Linked DNA regions of Homo sapiens: region 2 is linked to region 1. Evidence: read pairs that join two places in POLR2A ChIA-PET (ENCODE). Cell type or tissue: OCI-LY7. All regions are shown on one strand. Links, peaks and the distances in the headings refer to the core of each region. The heading gives the core; the rest is flanking DNA. Region 1 overlaps CAMK2B (calcium/calmodulin dependent protein kinase II beta). Region 2 overlaps NUDCD3 (NudC domain containing 3).

Evidence for each region. Peaks named below come from ENCODE experiments on the same cell type or tissue, not always from the same donor. Only the 100,000 strongest peaks of a DNase experiment are listed, where the experiment ranks them.
Region 2: POLR2A ChIA-PET joins it to region 1 with 6 read pairs; 2 of 35 experiments call an interaction of 5 or more read pairs at or near these places.

What each region holds. Positions count from the first base shown.
Region 1 is chr7:44,254,803-44,263,131 of GRCh38, forward strand. CAMK2B (calcium/calmodulin dependent protein kinase II beta) reads right to left here. Exons shown (of 24, transcript NM_001220.5): 3 at 8,203-8,262; 4 at 4,070-4,124. Among named protein-coding and RNA genes, the nearest start is that of YKT6, 58 kb to the left of the region's middle. RefSeq lists enhancers at 2,994-3,073, 3,954-4,003, 7,358-7,857, 8,256-8,329. In OCI-LY7, for the core only: a CTCF peak has its summit at 6,631; a DNase peak (open chromatin) is centred at 3,309.
Region 2 is chr7:44,426,679-44,435,007 of GRCh38, forward strand. It overlaps NUDCD3 (NudC domain containing 3), which reads right to left. Exons shown (of 6, transcript NM_015332.4): 3 at 893-1,025. Among named protein-coding and RNA genes, the nearest start is that of NUDCD3, 60 kb to the right of the region's middle. In OCI-LY7, for the core only: a CTCF peak has its summit at 4,839 (motif pointing right); DNase peaks (open chromatin) are centred at 4,483 and 4,863; H3K4me3 peaks cover 2,506 bases; H3K27ac peaks cover 3,490 bases.

The sequences.
Region 1 (8,329 bases), core at 258-8,257:
CACCGTATTACCATCACTTGGGACTGACAGCTTACTAGTGCTTACTTATCTATAATGACATTTAACATTTCAGTCCTCACAACCACTCTGTGACTTTGGCCACGATTATACTCCATTTTTATGGATGAGAAAACAAATTTCAAAGATTTGGTGACTTGCCCAGAGTGGGCAGCACAGGAGCTTTGTCTCAGGGTCTGCATTGTTACACCCAGGCCTTGTGACTCAAATTCCAAGTCTGAGAAGATCTGGTTTCCCCTCCTCAATACTCTCCCACCCCCACTTAGGGCCAGAGTGGTGGCCCTCGCACAGGATCAGAGCCTAAAGACACGGTGCCTAAATCTGGTCTCCTTGGTGGCGCAGGGTCTTGAGGTGTTCGAGGTCCCATCTCTAGGAAGAGAACAGAGATGACAGGCAGAAGGGAGGTCTCTGCCCACTCTCCTGCCCTGTGTCTCCACCCAGTGAGTAGTCATTGGGCCCTATGGTCAGGATAGACCCTGTGAGCAGAAGCCACAATCTGAAGGGCCTCTGGGAGCCGGGTAATGTGGGCATGGAACAAAAAGGTGGAGGGGCTGGATGCACGGCAGGGGAGTAGGACGGAGCCCTCTGCAGGTCTGCCCAAGCCCCTCACACACTTAGCCTGCTTGAGTCTGCTGGTAGACTCCCCTAGAAGCTGTCACCCCTGAGAAGGTTAGGGTCACTGCTCCCACACCACTTCCTGTGACCCTATGTGTGGGGCAGGCCTGTGGGGTCCAAGCCCCTCCTCTGCCTCCGCACCCTCTTCCCCATCCCCCCGCCTGCTCCACTGCACTGCCCAGGTGCTGTGGCTTCTCTATCTGCCTGGCAGTTTTCCCCATTGGTTCTGGAATGTAGGGCTTAGGTCTTCCTCATTTTTGGGCCCAGCACTTGGGGCTGGGCTGGTCCATGGCAGGGAAGACCCAGGGAGTGGATCTGTTGAACATGTGACCTTGGCACATGTGGGTGCTCTCTCAGCACTGGAGAAAAAGAAAAGTGAGCATGTGTTGAATGTCGGCTCACCCCTGCTCCAGCTAAACGCATGCCCTGATGATCCCATTGAATCCCCTCAAAATCCTTCGAGCAATGTGAGGGTGAAATGCACTGGGAAGACACCCAAGTCCCTGGCACCTAGCAGGGCATTAAAGGACTGGGTGTTCCCTTTCCTTTCCCCATTTTTCTGTCCAGGCTGGGGCTGGGGGCAGGGGCTCTGCCTCTGTTGCCTGACTGGTTCTGCTGTTCTGTGTCCCCGACCAGCACCTGGCATGTGACCTGGAGCTCTGCTCACCCTCGCTCACTCCTCTGCCTGCCTCTCCTCTCACTCCTCATGGGCCAGCACATTTCTACAGCCAATCAACCACCACACCGACCACAAGGAAACAAAACAGTGTTGACGGGGCCCTTCCCAGGGTCATCTGGCCGGGCTCCTGAGCTTGGCCTGTCCGTGTGAGGGTGTGTGTGTGCACGTGTTCACATGTGTGGATGCCTGTGTGTGCCCTTGTGTACATGTATACTGGCTTGTGCATGTGAGCACATGTGCATGTGTGTCTGTGTGTCTGTACCTATGTGTGCCCATGCGTGCACTCATGTTCATGTATATTGTTTTGCATGTGTGCCTGTGTGCATGTGTGTACAACTGTGTGCCTGTGTGTGCCCTTGTGCACTTGTAGAGCAGTTTGTTCATGCGCACACATGTGTGCATGTTTGTACATATGTGTGCTTGTGTATACATGTGCATTGGGCAGGAGGATCAAAACCCACATCTAGCCCAGGCAAGGGCCTGGCATGCCCCAGTGTTGTGCTATAACTGTTTAGGTCTTGGCACACACTGAACACAGATTAGGCTCTGCAGACGCCGAGTCCAGGCACAGAACAGTGGCTAAAAGGCCTTACGGTCTTGAGCCAGGGCTGCAGCCCAGAGTCGCTCCAAGGGGTGCCTCACTAGGGCTGATGCAGGCCCTCTGGTGTGCTCTGTGTGCTCAGGAAGCTGTAGTTTGGGCTGGTGGGCACCTGGGACTCCCTGGCCAGGGCCATCTAGTGGTTCAGTTTCAGGGAAGGGAGTTTGCTCCTCCACCCACGTTGGTTGCTGTGGGGAGTTTGGGAAACTCAGTGCTGGCCCAGGAGGGACACAGTCCGGGAAGGCACACATATGACTCCATGGCCCCCTTTCCTTAGGCTGTGGGGGACACATGGCTGATTCTTGGCTTCAGCCATGGCGCCTATGGGAGCTTCTGTCCTCTGGGCGTGCAGGTGTGTGTGAGACCCTCTACTCCCAGGCCTGGTTCTCAAGCCCTGTGACATTCCCAAGCAAGGGGAGTGGGGATATCTGTCAATCCCCCAGAATCCACAGAGTTCCCAAACTACTATGGGGCCTCAGGGCCTCCTGAGGGCAATGCCAGCCAACTCCAGAAACTGCTGTCCCGGCCCTCTGCTGGCCTGGAGGCTGGCTGAGGCACAGGGGCCATGGAGGTTGGTGGGGAAGACATGGAGGGTCCTTCCTGACTCGCCAGCCAATCTCCTCTTCCCAGCCTGCCTCAGGGCCTCCAATGACACCTGCCTGGCATGTGCTTGGCAAGGCGGGAGACATGAGAGTCTCTCAAATGGGCACACACACATGCACGAACACACCACCCTTTCTCCTCCTCGGCTCCTGTAACACATGCAGCCATCTGTTGGCCACCAAGGGCCCTGGATCGGACCACCCCCCACCCCACAGTCTCCATTTCCTGGGAAAAGAGGCTGGTGGAGGTGTGCTGGGGCACACAGGTGTGGCAGCAAGCCTGCCAGCTCCCCAGGGCCACAGGACAGACGTTTCAGGACACAGCCTCAGCCAGGCAGTGGCAACTGTGTCCTGGGTCAGCCCCAGTCACCTGGCTGGTGATTTGAGTTGGTGTCTTGTGGAACATGCAGGGGAACCTGAGAGGTGGCCAAGCCCCTGCAGGGACAGTCTCAGCTTCTCTAGGCCAGAGAACCTCACATGGACAGAGGCCTCCTCAGGCCTACATGTGCCATGGCCTGACGTCTGTCACTTGAGGAAGGAGGAGCTGAGAGGGCAGCCCCCACGCAGGCGTGTCCTGTCTCTGCTCGGCCTGCACGCTCACAGCAGCCATGGGGAGGGCCTGGGGTAACCATGGCAATAGCACCAAGGCTGGGCTTCTCTGGCTGTGTGGCCGCCTGGAGGCCACAGGGGCAGGCTAAGGCCTATGGGCCCTTGCCCAGGTCAGGGTCCTGGAACAGCACTGACTCACAGACAGCTAAATATAGCGCTGCTTAGCAGGAACTGTCAAAAGTGAGGGAGATGAGATCACTGCTTCTAAATCCGGCAGGAAGTGAGAGGCGGCAGCGGCCCCAGACACCTTCTCACTGAGCTACTGCACACGCACTCATGAAACACTCACACATGCACATTCATGCAAACACACACATACACATGCATGCACACACATGCAAACGTGCATGCATACACTTGTGCCAGCGTACCCACATGCACACACCTCCACACGCTCACTCATACATTCACACAATACACATGCACATGTATGCACATCCCCACCCATATGGACCCTGATTTCATGTGCTCACGCGCCCCCACGTGCAAACACCCACACACATACATACAGGTGCACGTGCTCACATTTCACAGCCACACTCATAAACACACACATGTGCACTCACGCCAGCCAGTGGTGCCCCAGTCCAGCTGGGATGAGGGCACCAAGGAAAGGAAGGTGAATGCAGCTGCTGACTGACTATTCCTCTGGGGTCCACCCACCCGCTGCCTCCAGTGTGCCCTGTTCTGTGTGGAGGAGAGGGGGAGTCCAGGATGTCAGCCCTGCCTCTGTGGGCCTCAGTAACCCTAGTGCAAAGCAAATGAGGGGAGGCGAGGGAAGCTAGGCTGGGCACAGCTTGGAGCAAGGGGACCAGCAGCAGAAGCACACTCAAGGGAGTGGCCAGCCCACGGGTAGGGACTATTCCCTGGGGCTGGGGAGGCTGCAGATCCCACCCTGAGCCAAGGCTGGGAGTGAGTGCAGCGAGAGTCCCCAGCTCTGGAACTTACAGATCGAAGACCAGGTAGTGGAAGCCCTCCTCGGAGATGCTGTCGTGGAGACGCACTGTGGGGACAGAGAAGCCATGAGGGGCTGGCAATAGCCCAGGACACACCTCCTGCCTGCCTCCGTACCTGTCCAGGCACACCACCAGCGGTGTAAGCCCTAGGGCTGCCCAGAGGATCGGGCTGGGTAGGGCCCGGGTGGGCAGGCCAGAGGGCAGGGCTGAGCAGAGTGCTTTGGGCCCTGCGGGCCAGCTGGCCACCCAGCGAGCACCCACAGGGCCTCAGGGCAGTGCCACTGCCCTCAGCTGCCAGTGCCTCACCCTCCGCTGCCAGTCTGGTCACCTGTCTCCTTCTGCCAGAGAGAGACCAGGTCCTTTTGGTCCCAGCCTGGGCCTCAGCTGCTCCCAAACACCACGGAGATCAACAGGAGGAGCTCACACCTCCAAACCCCAGAAAGGAGCTGCCGTGCAGCTCCACATGAGGAGAAGCTGGGACAAAAACCACTCATTATTCACCCTGGGTCTTCCCAGGGCTGCCTTCTGCCTTCAGGCTCTGTGTCTCCGCTGTGTCCTGCCAGCACAGGCTGGTGGCAGGGTCCCTGCCTGATGCAACATCATCCAAAATTTTGGGCCCTGAGCTCCAATTCCAGAGCTGGCATGGTCAGCAGGATGGACCACCATCATTCCCTCCTTCCTCCTTGCACAACTTCCCATGACAATCTATGTGAAGCGTGCCTGGCCCTGGAACTCTGCCTGGCGCAGGGCAGGAGCTGGTCAGGATGTGATGAATGAACAAGCGGATGAAGAGGCGAGGGAACAGTGAGTGATTTCAGCACAAAGCAAGCAACCTCAAGGCCTGCTTTTCCTTGAGCTGGAGATGTGCCCTGTACTAAGCAGCAAATATTTTCTAGGAATGACTCATTTTGGACACTCTCCCACGTGCCGGTTCTGATGATTGCTAGAACAACGAGGACGACGACAGCCAACACGCTAGGGCTGTTCTAAGCACTTTGTGTGTGTTATTTCATTTAACCTTCCCAACCACCCCGAGAAGTTACAGATGAGGAAGCTGAAGCACAGGGAGGTTAGGTAAGCAGCTGATAGTCACACAGCTCACAAAAGGCAGAATAGGGCTGTGGACTCAGCGGGCAGTCTGGCTTGAGGGCCTGCACTGCACCAGCCTTATTCCCTCCAGTCCTCAAGTCTTGGAGAGATGAACCTCTGAGGTGTGGCTCTCCTCTACCACTTGAGACTGGGCCACAGACGCTGAATGGGTAAGACAGTAAGACGTAGCCACCTTCTCCTAGGTTCGCAGGTCCCTGGGCCTCAGGCACAAGCAGCCCCCCTTCCTTGCATGCTCCGGCGCTGTCCCAGTTTCTAACTGGCTGCCAGTGCCCTCCCTCCTCTGGCTCTGGTTCTCCCAGGGGCCCAGCCTGATAGCGTCCTTACATCCAGGAACTCCATGTGGCTTCTGGGGCCTAGGCCTCACCTTGCAGATTCCTGGACTCCAGCAGCCCCATACCAATGGCCCTCCTTAGCTCCTAAACCTCAGGCAAAATGCCCTCCACCAAGGGCAGGCCAGGCCCCAGAAGCCTCCACAGAATCAGAAAATATAGGGCAAGCCCAGCCCCTGCCACTTGCACTGGCTGTGTGACCTGGGGCAGGTTGCTCAGCCCATCTAAGCCTCAATCTGCCCCTCTATGAAATAGGATAAATAGCACCTCTTCACAGGGTGGCCGTGAAGATCAATTATGTAACCTTTGTGGTGCTCTGAGACAGTGAGCACTAGGTAAACCACAGTTCTGTGACCATCACTGTCACCATCATCACCTGAGTGTGAAGAATCCCAGGTGACCAACACTCAGCACCAGGGTCTGGGGCCCACTTAAGAGTCCTGGGGTTTTTTCAAGCCCAGTGCAGAAAGACCTGCTCCACTTCTCTGCCTCAGGCCCAGCAGCCCAGCCTTCTCCTCTCTGCCCCCACCAAGCCCCATTCTCAAAGAGCAAGGTATTCCCCAGACCATGTCCTGGGTCAGCACCCTGGGCGGAGGGCAACTCTTACCCACCGGGGCTGTCTGTGAGCCGACGCTGGCCTCTGCCAAGCAGGGACTCCACCAGCTAAGGCACTCATCTGAAACCAATGTCCCCTTTCCCTCTCACCCCTCTCTGGCTGGCTTCTGTCCCAAGAGCAAGGATGCCCTCTCACTAGGTCCCCTGGACCCTCTCTTCACTCCTAGGCTCCCATTCTACCCAGGCTGGCCTCTGCGTCCCTAAGACATGGGAGGCCCACCAACGTCCTGCTTCTAGGACTTGCCTGTGAAATCTCTGGAGTTAAAAAGCTCACCCCTCCCCACTCCTTTCCAGTGGGGGCTGCCCAATAAGCCCAGTTGGGGGCCCAGCAGGCTGGCCCCTCTGAGCTGCCCCACCTGGGACATGCTTCATGAAAATCACACACTCAGAGCAGAGGTGGTCCCAGGGGCCATGGAGGAGATGCCCCCCGCAGAACCCCCATGGGCAGCTCCAAGGGAGGCCCTGTCATCTATGAAGGTACCTCACTGCTCCCTGGGGGCGCTGCAGGGCTGATCTCATGGTGGGGGCTGCCCCTGCCCTCAGGCACCCACCTCCCCATGCAGGCCTGGTGGGGTGGGGCAGAGGCAGATGGGCTCCGGGGTGGCAGCTGGTGGGGGAAATCCCACCTCCTCGGCAGGAAGCAGGTTGCTCAGGCCAGATGGAGCACTGGGGGTCTGTGTGGGGAGTCTGGGCCGTATGCATGTGGACACTTTAAAAAAAAACATTTTTAACTTTTTAAAAATAGTTATATACTTATTTAATGGTTTAAAAGAAAACCTAACTGGCACATCAGACGGCAAATTCACAGACAGGGCTAAGTAAAAAAGTGAATTGTCAGGAAATCTATTTAAATAAAAACAGTAAGCAAATAACACTGTGGGCAGCATACAGAGGTGGCAAACAAATAAAGTCCTGGGTTACTAAGAGGAACCAGGGTGAAGAGTCCAGTCTGGATGCAGTGGGTTGGTGGGCAGCGGCAAATCTCGTCAGGGGCTAAGCTGCAGTAGCAGGCCCCTGAGAGCCCACCTGGGGCTGCAGCCTGGCCCCGGGCCCTGGAGTTGGGGCTGCCGCTTTCCATGCTGGGGTCCTGCTGGGTCCAATGGGGCACCTGCCCCTCTGCCCAGCTCATTGGTGAAGCATCAGATGAGGCGAGGTGGTTCCAGCCCCCTAAACCAGGTGATGAGGGTTCAGCGACCTTCGGAGCCAGGCCCAGGTGAGTGTGTGGATGCCCCAGGCTCCTAAACAGGCTCCCGGTCCCCAGCTGTTCCTTTGGAACAAGCATGCCTGGGCTCCTCCTGGCATAAGTGAATCAGAGCTTTGGAGGAAAGGGCCCCAAATCCACCTGACAGCTCCCCAGGTGCCTCCGAGGCCAAGAGCGGCTGCCGTCCCTAGGGCGTTTCCTGGCTGCTCCCCGACAAAGGCAAGGCCTGGGCTCCAGGCTCCAGATACCCCTGTGGAGCAGCTGACTCTGGGCCAGGGTCACCTGACCCCAGACTGTAGTTCCAGAAGCCCTGGGCCAGCGCAAGAAAACAGTCAGGGGCTCTCAGCCCGAGAACAGCATGTGCTGGGGTCTTTGGTCAGTCTTTCTTTTCCTTGTAATTGGGCCATCTTGTGGCTTTTCTTGAGGCCACAGAATGTTGGGGCCCCTGTGTGTTCTCAGCAGAATGGCGGCTCAGAGTTATGGGGGTCACATGCTGGGCACTGGCTCAGCAGAGGGCTCTGTGAGGAATGTGTCCTTTACCTTCCTCTGCACCAATGCCACCGACAAGACCCAAAGGACAGAGTGGGATGGGAAAGGGACCTGTCCAGTCGGGTGGAGCTGGGCACCCAGAGCCCCACCTTGGGGCTGCCCCGGCTCTGAGCACCCCCGGGAATCATGTCACATACGACAAAGTCCTCAAGGTCAGGGGAGAAGAGGGGGCGTCCTCAGGGGCTTCTGGTGGGATATTTCAACAGAGAAGAAAAGGAAGTCTTTCTGCATCTCTTTGAAAGTCTGATAGAGAAACCGGAATGGGCTGCTGTCCGGGAGAAGGTGGGGACCCATCCCCGCTCCCTACCCCAGGCTGCTCACCGATGTTGGAATGCTTCAGAAGGCGGCAGATCCGAGCCTCTCTCTCCAGCTTCTGGTGATCTGGGGGACAGGAAAAACAAGGCGTCACCTCCTGCGCCAGCAACTGGTGGCCCAGGGATCGTCCATG
Region 2 (8,329 bases), core at 30-8,029, 170 kb after region 1:
CCAGCTACTTGGGAGGCTGAGGCAGGAGAATGGCGTGAACCCGGGAGGCGGAGCTTGCAGTGAGCTGAGATCCCGCCACTGCACTCCAGCCTGGGCGACAGAGCGAGACTCCGTCTCAAAAAAAAAAAAAAAAAAAAATAGCAAGGGAAGCAAGTGGGGACGCTGGGATGAGGTGGGCCTGTCCCTCCCTCCATCCCTCCTGTGCAGCCATGTTGTTGCCCTGAGAGAACTGCAGAGTCTTAGAGCTCTCTCCTGTGATTAAAGGTTGTGGAGAATTAAATCATAAACCTTTCATCTCTGTGATGCATGGCTCATCACCATACACGGGGAGGTGCTACCCACTGTGTCATTTTGTCTAATTTGAGTTTATTAGACCCTGGGCTGGCAAAGCCCAGGAAACTCACATGACAGATGCTATGTGAATGTATGTTAGCTATCACTGTGCGTTTAGTAGACTGGACTTTTCTTAGGGAAACTGAAGGCAGATTTAATCTTTAGGAAAAAAGAGAATTCACCAAGGTAATAATGTTTGAGTATTCCCTTGAAAACTGAGAAGCTGGCCATCTACAATAGGAACCCCAGGAGAGTCTATGGCTGTATTTATAAAAGAGGTGAAGACATCAGATGTGTGGGCTTCTCTCTCAGGAAGCAGTGTGAACAGGGTTCACCATCCCCAAAGGGAGGTTTCTGCAGAAGAGCTGGGAGAACCTCACAAACAGAATAAGGGGAGCAAGGATGGTGTGCTCAGCTCATTCCGAGGGCAGGAGAAGGAACACACCTCACATCCTAAAGCCGATCTCAACACTCCCTCAAGGATGCTGGTGGGTCTTCCCTGCAACAGCTTTGACTGGCTTGGGTGAAGCCGCCCACCCCTACCCGCCAAGGCCATTACCTGCTTTCCCTTCACCACGTGCTTGGGTACTGGCACCCTGACCTCCAGGTCAGTATAGTCCTGTGACCAGGTGTAGTTCTCTCGGACAGCACCATTGTAACTGTCGGGATTTTTCTGGAACTGCTCCTGAATCCTGAGAAAGAATAAAAAATGTGATCCCAGTCAGCCATGCCTGAGCAGAGGACCCCATGGGCAGCCTAGCCCATGCCACTCCTACATCCTGGAGACGTGACCAACTCAAGTTTCATCTCAAGTTCACTGGCTCTGGCATCTGCAAACTCCTCTTCTTTTCAGGTGATTTCCTTTCTGACCCTCCTACATGGTACCCATGGAAATCACAGGACAAGGGCAAAGCTACAGAAAAGAAACCCCAGTGCAGCATCCTACAGTTTAGGAAAAGTGTCTGTGACCACAGTCAAACCATAGCTGGTACTGCCAGCCTTCACAGTACTGAGATCCAGGCCTGTTAATTAACCAGAGGGCTCTTATTAATAAAATCCTTAGGCTCATGAGTCCTTGGTTTCTTATAAACTGCTTGGCAGGGTCAATCTTTAAAAAAAAAAAAAAAAAAAAAAAAAAAGAGGCCAGGCGTGGTGACTCACACCTGTAATCCCAGCACTTTGGGAGGCCAAGGGCGGGTGAATCACCTGAGGTATGGAGTTTGAAACCAACCTGGCTAACATGGTGAAACCCTGTCTCTACTAAAAATACAAAAATTAGCTGAGCATGGGAGCACATGCCTGTAATCCCAGCTACTTGGGAGGCTTGGGCAGGAGAATCGCTTGAACCTGGGAGGCGGAGGTTGCAGGTTGCAGTGAGCCAAGATCACACCATTGCACTCCAGCCTGGGCAACAAGAGCAAAACTCTGCTCAAAAAAAAAAAAGGCAAAACCACTTCATCCTGCAGCTGCTAAACTTCAATCCTAATCCAACCCCTAGCCTCTATTTTTTCATAGTAAATAAATCACAGCTAAAAGGACTGCATTAAAATTGTATGCATCATTGTTAAGACATAAGCAGTATGTTTAATGAGACAGCCTAAAAAACTCAATCAAGCAAATCTTATTGTATAGGCCTGTTATAAACACAGCACTAAATACAGATAGGCCTACCAAGAAGAAGCTGATGTTAAAAATAAAATATAATATTTTCCATAAAATGTAACAATGCTAATAATATAAACATTATGTAAGTTTAGACTCACAAGTCCATTATAGTGAACTGAAGATCTAAATTACAGACAAAAGCCTAGTCATGGAGAAGGCAGCAGCTATGAACACAGAACATTCCAACAGTAGGTGCATCTCAGTCAACTTCTCCAGGGCCTGCTCAGAGATTAGCAGACAAAACCTGGCAGGGAGACGGCCCCATGGGCTTGTAAACAATGTGTGCACTATGATCTGGTTCACACAGGAAAACACAAAACTACATGTATCTACATCTATATAGATGCACATACAAGACAAGGATTGGGAAGGGGTGGTTCAAGAGGGCAGGCTTTCTCTGGCCAGAGTTCTAAGACAAGAACATATTTACCTACTGTGGGTATGCCCTGCACACTGTCTATGCATGAAGCTGGGCCTCCACCACGGCCTGAGTCCTCTGGGCTGGGCAATAGTGGCTGTTAAGAACTGAATTGGGTCCCCTAAAACGCTATGTTGGAATCTTAATCCCCAGGACCTCAGAATGTGACCTTAATAAAAACAGGGTCTTTACACAGGTGATGCAGTTACAACAAGGTCATTAGGGTGGGCCCTAATCCACTATGACTGATGTCCTTAAAAGGGGGACTTTGGAGAGATGACGTGAAGGCCATGTGGAGACAATGGGGTGATGTGCCTATAGGCCAAAAAACGTCAAGGACCGCAGGCCACCACCTAAAGCTGGAAGAGGAGAGGGAAGATCTTCCCCTAAGACCTTCAGAGGGAACATGGCCCTGCTGACACCTTGATCTCAGACTTCCCCTCTAGGAACTGTGAAGAATCAACATTTTTCGTTTAAGCCGGCCATTTTGTGGTACGTTATTGTGGTAGCCTGAGCAAACACAGTGGCTAAGGAAACTAATTTCAATCAGAGGTGATATTCAAAATTCAGCACTGAATATTGGCAGGACTAGGCACTAACCAATCGGAAGAGATGTTAGCCTTAAACTACTCACACAGGCGGGCCACTGTGGGACAGAGAGATGACATACAGAAACCAGGAGTTACATAGGATTCCTGACTGAATGACATGAGAAAAGAGGGTGGGGGGAAGGAAACTAAAGAATGCTCAATAGGTTGAAAATGGACAGCAAAAGAAAGATTTAGATGCAACCAATAAACATATTTTCAAAGACTATTTAGTAATATGAAGAAAGCTTTCAATATACCATAAAACTGAAAAGTGGGTATTATTACTTTTAAGTATGGTATGACTTTAATTTCTAAGAAGAAATATATAATATACACACAAGTGTGCACATATATATGAAAAAGACTGAAAGGAAGCACATTAAATTTTTGTGGTTATCTCTGATAGTAGAGTAACAGGAATCTTTCTTCTTTGTACCTAGGTATTATCCAAACTCCCTAGAATATGTAGACATTTTTATAGCCAAGAGAAAAATGGTTCTCTTTAAAAAATGCTAACAGGAGACAGTGATGCACCCTGCAGCCCCTGTACCCAGGTGCGGTCCCACGGCCACGGCAGCAGCACTAGCCTGACCCTTGGAGCAGGGTACGAAGGAGTCAGACACAGAGAGGGGGACTCACCCAGACCCCAAGTTTCCACAGGATCCTTCTAGGTGAGCACTGACAGCAGCTTTAAGACTCATATCTGACATAAATATGCTTAAACATGCAGAGAATATCTCCAAAAGAACAATAGGGTAGCAGCAGCTACCTTTATGGCTGGAAACTGGAGACTTCTCTTCATTGACACTTTTGTACATACATTACCATTTGAAAAAAGTCAAAATTGTGAAAATATATAAATAAAATACCCACACACACACACACTCACACACACACACACACACACACACACACACACAAAAGACCAACATGGCCCCAGCACTTGGCAGAGATCAGGGAGTAAACATGAAGACTCCTCAAAAGTTGGGAAAAAGAAACGGCTCTCTCAAGAAAGGAGAATGAGTATAATGCCGGGGGATATCCTTGGGGACGCTGCCGCCAGCAACAGTGCAGTCACTTGGCCTATACCACCAGTGATGCCCACATGGGTTCTGCCTCCTCCAGGGCAAAAGGCTGTCAGTCTCTGCCTTCGAGTGAGGGGGGACATCTGACACCCTTGCCACTACACGCTGCAGTAAAGCTGTATGCTTTTGGAAAGGGCTCTGATCACACAGAACCTGCCTAACCCCATCCTCCTGCCGTGTCCTCAGTAGCCCTGGCCTGGCTCCTCTTGCATGGAACCTGCAGATTCCCTCCAAAGGAAGCAGGAGAATCACTCCTAAAACAGCCCTTGCAAGTTGTTGGGTGCTTTTTATAGTGCTCTGAATGCACATTCTATTTAAATAAGGTTGATTATTTCCAGCCAACAGTATGTAAAAATAAGCATCCTGTCAAGTGCAGGTGTCTCTGGCCCCCACTGTGCCACTGTTGGTCACCCCTGCAGCTGCAGGCCTGGGCACATGGTAGGAGGCAGGGGAGGGAGCATCCATGCTTCAGCACCAAGGGTGGGAGTAGGAAAGTGAGTCAGCAGTCAGGTTGAAGATTATGGAGTAGGTCTCCCTGCAGCTCCCACTCCTGATGAGCTGGGATAACAAGGTTCTAAATGTGTTAAAGGAAAAACACAGAACAGGCTCTGTTGGGTGCTGTGGGTAGCAGGGCCCTCTGTCTCCTTGGGGATAGGCCAGACCCTTCCTGGCAGACTGCAGGCCTAGGCGCTCCTGAGTGTGGCAAGCCAGGCACCAGGGTCACCTGCACAGGGAGAGCTAGCAGCACTGCCACCAGGAGTCACTGTCATGCAGACAAGCAGTTCCTGAGTAGGTGAGGTTTCTGACCGGGTTCCTGAGACTCATGGTCAGGAAACTGACCTACCCAATCTGCCTGTTTGAGTGCTGCCACTAGAAACAAAAAGGTCCTCTCTCCTTCCTTTTTTTTTTTTTTTTTTTTTTGAGACGGAGTCTCACTCTGTCACCCAGGCTGGAGTGCAGTGCCACGATCTCGGCTCACTGCAACCTTCACCTCCCAAGTTCACATGATTCTCCTGCCTCAATCTCCAGAGTAGCTGGGATTACAGGTGCGCACCACCACTCCCAGCTAATTTTTATATTTTAGTAGAGATAGGGTTTCACCATGTTGGCCGGGCTGGTCTCGAAATCCTGACCTGAAGTGATCTGCCTGCCTCAGCCTCCCATAGTGCTGGGATTACGTGCGTGGGCCACCGTGCCCAGCCTCCTTCCATTTGTTTTTAAAAACCACAGGATTAGGCTAGGCTCACACTTGCAATCAATCTCAGCGATTTGGGAGGCCAAAACAGGAGGATTACTTGAGGCCAGGAGTTTGAGACCAGTCTGGGCAACGTAGGAAGACCCATCTCTACAAAAAATTTTAAAATTAGCCACACATAGTGGCACACACCTGTAGTGCTGGCTACTCGGAGGGTTGAGGTGGGAGAATAGCTTGAGCCCAGGCGTTTAAGGTTATAATGAACTATGATTGTACCACTGCACTCCAGCCTAGATGACAGAATGAGACCCTGTCTCTAAAACAAAACAGGATCAGACAATTCTGATTTTCAAAAAGCTAGTGGCAAGTATGTAAAATGAAGAGTAAAAGGAGGTCAAAGACCTAACCTGAAGAGTTTTGTCTAGGAAGCTAGAGCCCCAAACCTATAATAGATTTATAATTCAATGAGACAAGGGCTGACCTCAAGCTCTTCTCCAGAGAGAGAATGCCTATGATAGGCACTGACTGCCTGACTAAAGGCAAGGTTTGGCTCCCCAAGTCACAGCCAGTGATTCCAAAGCGGAGGTGTTTGCACAGAAATGTCAAGCTTGCTGCTCCCCACTTCCCGCCCCCTGGGGCTCAGTGATTGAGGCCCGGTTTGTCAACCCCCTCTCCACCACCCCAAATACAGCTGTTCTTTCATGTCTCTTGCAATCAATCCTGTCTACCCTTTAAATGTTCACACTCTTAACTACATTGCCCTTAACTACATTGCGCAAAAGCCACTACTCTGTGCAAAGATGACAACATCCCTGTCACCCTCATCTCCTTCCATTATCCCAGGTGTAAGAGCTGTCATCACACCTCACCACCTGTTGACCTCACTGTCCCCTCAGGAGAGGTCCCACAACATCTGGGTGCAATGTACATATATGTGCTAGGGTCTGAAATGTTTGTGTTCCCCTAAAACGTGTATCTTGAAATCCTAACCCCGAAGGTGATGGCAGTAGGAGGTAAGGCCTTTAGAAGGTGATTAGGTCATGAGGGTGGAGGCTCTGAGTGGGATTAGTGCCCTTACATGGAGGCCTCAAAGAGCTTCCTCATCCCTTCCACTATGGGAGGACACCACAAGAAAACAGAGGTCCATGAATCAGGAAGCAGGGCCTCCCCAGACACTGAATCTTCTGGTGCCTTGATCTTGGACTTCCAACATCCAGAACTGTGAGAAGTAAATTTCTCACAGAAGCTACCCAGGCTATGCTATTTTGTTATAGTAGCCCAAATGGACTAGGCCAACATGTGTGTGTGTGTGTATAGTACATGTGTGTGGCATGTGTGCAGTGCACTGTGTGGTAAAAGTATGTGTGCACTATATGTGTGTGTGGGGTACGTGTGTGCATACAATGTGTGTGTGCCACATGCATGCGGCTGGTGCATGTGTACCTGCATGTGCATGTGGGCACATGTACTGTGTGTGCAGTTTGTGTGTGTGGTGTATGTGTGTGGTGCACATGTGCATGCAATGTGTGTGTGGTGCATGTGGGCATGCAGTGTGTGTGTGCTATGTGCATGTGTGTGGTATGCATGTATGCACACAGTGTGCATATGCGTGCATAAGGTATAGTATGGGCACGCAGTATATATGTGTGTGATGTACGTGCCATGGGTATGAGGCAACCAGCAGACATGGCTCACTCCCTCCCTTGAAATTCTCACCTGTCTCTTATCAATTTTCTTCTCATCTCACTGACCTGGCACATCCCACACCTGGATGGCAGCCATGGCTGCGTCTCTTCTCAGTTTCTTCACATGCCACTGTGATTACATTATTCTCAACAACCTCATATGGCTCCCCACGGCCCAGGAGACAAGGCCAGGGCCTCAGCAAGGCACTCGAGGTAGCCCATGATTGAGTCGTCATGACTCCTTCCTCCCTTTTTCCTCCTGCTCCCACAAATGAATCCTCCTCCTCATCTGTCAACTCTTCTCTGCCTATGCTCAATCTCAACTCAAGATTTCTTCCACCTGATGGAAATACGGTGAATTTTCTTCTGGGTTTCTTCATTTTCAAAGCTTTACAAAATAAGCATTATTATAAAAATGACCCATCCTTGAGGCCCACTGCCCTGCTTCTGAAGCCTAAAACTCATGGTCTGCCAGGCCCACTTCCTACTTCTCGGTTTTATCTTCCTAGGAGTGTTCACTCCTGAGAGCTCGTCCACTCATGCTGATTTCAGTGCTCAAAAATGACTCGATGCCTGGACCCCAGCCCTGGGCCCCCAGCTGCCAGGTCTGCCCCAACGCCAGCAACCCAGACGTAGCCTGGGCCTTGGTCTTGGCCTCTGCAGCCTTCAACCTTTTCACTTACAAAGGGACAGGCTGGAGCCAGTCACTACTCCCAGGCTTCCACACAGACAAGCACCTCACACTAACCAGCCTTCCTGCAACTCTTGCCAGATTCGTCTGTCTAGAGGGTGGTGCCTCCCTGCCTGCTGCCCAGCTCTCACTGAGGTTCCCCTACCCGCCAGGCTCCTTTCATTGTTGTGGATGCATTATTTCTAAGTTCATGCTTCTTTACTAGCAGGGATGTGACCCCCCCGCCCCGCAATATCAGGCCAACTGTGGATACCCTGCCACCTCAGCCAGACACACAAAAGGTTTGATGCCAATGCAGCAAGCAGCCACCCCAGGCCACGGGCTCTGGTCTCAAGTATGTCCTACAAATCAATGTCTCCAAGCCAGTCCCCTAGCAGTCAAGCAGTTTCCCTGAATGCTCTGTGTGTCCGTGGTGTCCAACCTGAGGTCAAGCCCAGCTTCCCCGCACAGCAACCAGGTAACGGTGACTAGGTCACTCAGCCTCTCTGTGCCTTGGTCTCCTGACCTATAAAATGGGAACACTAATAGCATCTCTCCCAAAAGGTAGCTGTGAGGAACAAACCATTTAAAATGACTAAAACAAGGTCTCGTGACACTCAGTATTGCTTTCTCACTCACTGCTTTCCCTTTAGAAAGTCTTTGGCTATGGAAAGAACTCACTGAGCAG